Linked DNA regions of Mus musculus: region 1 is linked to region 2. Evidence: chromatin loops called from intact Hi-C (ENCODE). Cell type or tissue: left cerebral cortex. All regions are shown on one strand. Each heading gives the region's core, and the rest is flanking DNA. Links, peaks and the distances in the headings are about the cores only. Region 1 overlaps Gm26740 (a long non-coding RNA gene). Region 2 has its middle 22 kb from the start of Gm34267.

Region 1 (2,817 bases), core at 72-2,571, 170 kb before region 2:
CAGTGACAGCAGATGAGCTCTAGCACAGACTTCAGTCCCCAGCCTTCCCAGAAAGACACGAAAAGAGTAAGCTGACATATTAGGAAGAAGGGCGTGTCCCAAGCACCTCTCCCTAGAATTTATGGTTCCATGATGGAGGAATGGATTTTTATAAAGTAGACAAAAATGAAAGAAAGTTGGCCTGGGGAGACAGCTTAGCTGCTAAAGTGCATGATTTACCAAGTACAAAGTACTAGCATGCAGACTCAAATTCCACCCCTCAGAATCTATGTAAGGAATCTAGTACTGCTGCAGGTGTCTGTAGCCCCAGCACTGGGCACATGGAGGTAGGACAGCCCTTGGTGCTCCTTGGACAGCCAGTCTAGGCAAATCAGTGGGTTCTATGCTCAGTGAGACACGTTCACAAATAGAGAGCAATTGAGTAAAATGCCTAACACTTCTGACCTCACACCCCCACATACCTGGGCTCACACACAAATATGCAAACACTGATTAGAAAATTAATTAAAATAAAACGAATTTAAAAGGAGAAAAGTGGAATTAACAAGGTATTGTTTAAGGTATATATTATAGTGCACAAAAGTGAAGCCGATTTCCTCCTGGCAAAGTATTTCTCTTTTTAAATAATTTTTTCATATGCTGTTACACATACATGATAATGCATGACTATTTTTTATTAGATATTTTCTTTATATACATGTCAAATGCTATCCTGAAAGTTCCCTATATCCTCCCTCTGCCCTGCTCCCCTACCCACCCACTCCCACTTCTTGGCCCTGGCATTCCCCTGTACTGGGGCATACAAAGTCTGCAATACCAAGGGGGCCTCTCTTCCCAGTGATGGCTGACTAGGCCATCTTATGCTACATATGCAGCTAGAGACATGAGCTCTGGGGGTACTGGTTAGTTCATATTGTTGTTCCACCTATAGGGTTGCAGACCCCTTTAGCTCCTTGGGTGCTTTCTCTAGCTCCTCCATTGGGGGCCCTGTGTTCCATCTTATAGATGACTGTGAGCACCCACTTCTGTATTTGCCCGGTACTGGCATAGCCTCATATGATACAGCTATACCAGGCAGGGTCCCTTCAGCAAAATCTTGCTGGCATATGCAATAGTGTCTGGGTTTGGTGGCTGATTATAGGATGGATCCCCAGGTGGGGTAGTCTCTGGATAGTCTATTCCATTAGTCTACCTGTCTATCACTGTACCAGCACCATGCAGTTTTTATCACAATTGCTCTGTAGTACACCTTGAGTTAAGGCATGGGGATTCCACCAGAGGTTTTTTTTATTTACTGAGAATAGTTTTTGCTATAATAGGTTTTTTGTTATTCCAGATGAATTTTCAAATTACCCTTTGTGAGACATTCTCCTGGGGGGGTGGGGGCTGGGGGAAGGTGTGGGATCTGGAACAGTCAGAAGATAGACCTGGAGGGGGATGAAATCCTAACTGTAAATAAAGATTAAATAAAGTTAAAAAAAAGATAGTATATAATTTTGATACTATCAGATTGATATATAAATTAAGTGGAGCAATGAGACATGAATTCTTTAGTGTCTAATAAGTGTTTGGCAAATGAAGGCCATGATCATCATATTCTTTTGAAACTAAAATATATTTTCATCTTTGGAAAACTAAGATAATTTTTTAAAGAAAAGAAAGAAAGAAAGGAAAGAAGGAAGGAAGGAAGGAAGGAAGGAGAGGAAGGAGGGAAGGAAGGAAGGAAAGAAAAAAGACAAAAAAGAAAATCTGACCTACTAGTCATCAACTGAGTATCTGATGCAGAGGCACAGATAATATACTTCCCAATTTGAAATTATTCCTGTTTTACAGAAAAACAGACTTCTGTCTAAATGAACCCCACTATCTGATCTGCCTCCAGGGGAAGGGGTCTACATAGGCCCAGGTGCAGGGGCAGAAGCATCCATATGCCCAACTAAGGACCACTTAAGCCTGTTGTCACCCTGTGAAGGAAGGAAGGGATTAAAGTCCTTTTCTGAGTGGAATAGTGAGGCATATTATAATAGGCAGGGAAGGGAGATGAGCTGGGTGAGTTCTGCATACAACAAGTGGGTTATAAATCTTGGTGTGGTGGCACAGGCCCTTAATTTTTATATTTGGGTCCAAAATTCTAGTTCAAGGCTAGCCTGGGCTACAGAGTGAACTCTTTCAGCAAAAGTCCCAGACTTTGGGGGGAGGGGTGCGAATGTGTGGAGCAGCTGTTGGTTGCCTGTGCTATAACCTGATTAGCACACTGAGTAGTTCAGAAGCAAAAGGTCCAGAGAACTCCTGAAGAGAGAGCCAGGTTAGGTAAAGAGGGAAGGGGTGGGGAGAGGACTCCAAAGAACTTGGGACCTAGAGTATTTTCAAAAGAGTCTCTGGGCTGAGGAGGTCCTGTCCTCCACACTGTGTCCCTGGGATTCCTCTTAGGTTCAGGTCCCAGGAAGTCACTGACTAGCTCAAGACAGAGACAGCTGTGCTCCCCCACCACAACCCCCACCCCAGGATTTGGAAATTCACATGGGTAGTCTTTAACCTGTGTTCCCTGCTCCTTCCCACTCCCATCACCCTTCTGCCCCCTAGGATCTCAGGAGCTCACCTTCTATCCTTGGACACAGACAGACAGACAGACAGACAGACAGACAGACAGACAGCAGGCACAGCAGAGACAAGCAGCAGGAAAGGACCTTGTTACTGGGAGTCAGCTCCATAGCTGCTTCTGTAGACTCTGGAGGCCAAAGGTGCGATTTTAATTGTCTGAAAGGGAGGGAAGATCTTGGTCACTTCCTGATAATGGTCCCAACCACAGAAAGTTTT
Region 2 (2,817 bases), core at 233-2,732:
TGGTGGGTGACACTGATCCTAAAATGCCTCCTGTATTTTAGTCTATACAGAAAAACATAGGAACAAAGAAAATATTGGGGTACATTCAGGAAACAGGTCTGGAAGCCATTAAATATTCCCAGAGGAAAAGTTTCAACCAGCTGCTAAAAGTTTTTTTACCAGGTGGGATGAAAGATATCCTTTCAAATACAATTGGTGTGAAATGGGTGAGCGAAAGCTTTAACTATTCACTCTCTTTCCACTTTCTCTCTACTTTGGGGTTACTCACAGAATCCCGAAACCTTTCCACCAAAATCTGGGTTTCTACCAGGGCAAAGATTGGAAAACGAGTTATGAAAACACATGCAGAGTTCAGTTAAGGGCCATGAGTGGAGGAAAACAGGGAAGTTCTAGGGGAGCAGATAAGTTATTTTTCAGGGCCTAAGGATATAAAACCCCAGGTGTTGGGAGAGAACAGAATACGTTGGTGGTATCCCAGCTGGAAAGAGATGGTGTGTGCAAATCAGGATAATAGCAAGAAGGTTAGTGACATAGAAAGATATTCTACAAAAAGGTGTTAATTGAGGGAAACTACTACTGTCCTGGAGTTCGCAGCAGCAGAGCTGTTCCTCTTTTTTATTATTAGATATTTTCTTTATTTACATTTCAAATGTTATCTCCTTTCCCGGTCTCCCCTCTGAAAAGCCCCTATCCCATTCTGCCATCCCCTGCTCACCAAATCACCCACTCCCACTTCCCTATCCTGTCATTCCCCTACACTGGGGCATCGAGCCTTCATGAGACCAAGGGCCTCTCCTCCCATTGATGTCCAACAAAGTCATCCTCTATTTCATGTGTGGCTGGAGTACACTGTTCCCTCCAAGTATACTCTTTGGTTCATGGTTTAGTTCCTGGGAAATCTGGGAGTAGTATTCATATTGTTGTTCCTCCTGTGAAGCCGCAAACCACTTCAGCTTCTTTGGTCCTGTCTCTAACTCCTCCACTGGGGACCTTGTGCTCATTCTAATGGTTGGGGGCAAGCAGCCACCTCTGTATTTGTCAGGCAGTGGTAGAACCTCTCAGGAGACTACTATAAAATAGACAAGGAGGGATACTCACAAAGGTAAAATCTTCCAAGATGAACTATCAATTCTGAATGTCTATGCTCCAAATGCAAGGGCATCCACATTCATAAAAGAAACTTTACTAAACCTCAAAGGAGAAAGATGCTGAGAAAGAAAGCAGGGAAAGAACACCCTTCACAATAGTCACAAATTATATAAAATACCTTTGTGTGACTCTAACCAAGCAAGTGAAAGATCTGTATGATAAGAACTTCAAGTCTCTGAAGAAAGAAATTGAAGATCTCAGAAGATGGAAAGATCTCCCATGCTCATGGATTGGCAGGATTAATATAGTAAAAATGGCTACATTGAGGGTGTCATGTTCTTGTGGTGTCCTTTATTGCTGTCCAATCCTTCCTCCACCTTCTCCACAGGACTCCCGAGCTCCACCTAATGTTTGGCTGTGGGACTGCATTTGTTCCTATCCGTTCCTGGATGAAGACTCTGATCTCTGACATGACTGTGCTCGGCTCTGGTTCCTGTGTATCCTGCAAACTGTAGGTCTGAGGTTTTGTGGTAGGGTCCAATCCCTCCATTTGAGATCTTGCCTGGTTACAGAGGATGGCCAGTTCAGCCTCTGTGTCCCTCATTACAAGTCCTTGCTAGTATGACCCTTATAGATTATATGGAATTTCCATTGCATTACATTTCTATCTCATTCCTGAAATGTCCACCAATTTCAGTCGTCCCTCCCAATACTCTCCTTCCACCCTCTCTACCAGATCACTCCCGTTCCCATCCCCAGCCACGCCCAGTTTGCCATCAAAATCCATTCTATTTCTTCTTCCCAGGAAGATCCATGTGCTCGCCCCAATACCCCCACCCTATTCCTTTAAGCCTTCCTTGTTACTTAGCCTCTCTAGGTCTGTGGATTATAGCATGATTATCCTTTACCGCTAATATCCACTTACAACTGAGAACATGCCATTTTTGTCTTTCTGGGTCTGGGTTACCTCACTTAGGATGATGCTTTCTTAGATCCGTCCAAGTGCCAACAACAAATTATTATCATTTTTGTTCTTATTTATTGTTATCATTATTATTATCATTATTATTTGAGACAGGATCTCATTAAGCAGTTTTGCCTGGCCTGGAACCATCTATGCAAATCAGGCTGACCTCCCACTCATAAAGATCTGCCTGCCTCTCCCTCCTAAGTACTGAGATTAAAGGCCTTGGTGACTATGTTTGACGTAGAATTTCTCTTTGGAACTTGGAGCTTGCCTTTTGTCACCTCCAGGGACCCTCCTGTCTCTGTTTCCCCAGAACTAGGATAATAGGAGACCACACCACTCTCAGCACTTTTATGTGGGTTTTGGGAGATCATACTCTGCTCCGAGGGATTGTGTATAAACAGTTTACCGTTGAGCCATCTCCTTTGCTCAACTTCTACCTCTCCTTAAAGGCAAGGAATTGAGAAAACTTCTTAAAATACAGGGACGTGTTTTTCATGAGTGAAACTCTTCCCAGTCATGTCAGGACACTGAAGAGAGAGCCTCAAAATATCCTGGCCAACCGCTTTAAAGTGTTAACTTGATTTATAGCGTTATCCACTTTAAACCTTTTCTCTTTAAAGGGTTATCTTGCTTTACTGCACTAATTCCTCCTTCTCTGTTGACAGTTTTTCTTATGCTTGTTCTTTTGAAATGCCACTTTATAAATATCTTCTCGGTTGAGCCTTTATCTATTTTCAGAAAATGCTTTTGCTTTCCCG

Evidence for each region. Peaks named below come from ENCODE experiments on the same cell type or tissue, not always from the same donor. Only the 100,000 strongest peaks of a DNase experiment are listed, where the experiment ranks them.
Region 1: a loop joins it to region 2, with 7 times the contacts of the local background. A loop is called at or near these places in 2 of 42 quality-filtered maps.

What each region holds. Positions count from the first base shown.
Region 1 is chr10:22,203,419-22,206,235 of GRCm38, reverse strand. All of the region lies in intron 5 of Gm26740 (a long non-coding RNA gene), which reads left to right. Among named protein-coding and RNA genes, the nearest start is that of Gm51760, 13 kb to the right of the region's middle. In left cerebral cortex, for the core only: no CTCF peak of the experiment used is centred there; no DNase peak of the experiment used is centred there.
Region 2 is chr10:22,035,145-22,037,961 of GRCm38, reverse strand. No RefSeq gene overlaps it. Among named protein-coding and RNA genes, the nearest start is that of Gm34267, 22 kb to the left of the region's middle. In left cerebral cortex, for the core only: a CTCF peak has its summit at 1,510; a DNase peak (open chromatin) is centred at 1,500.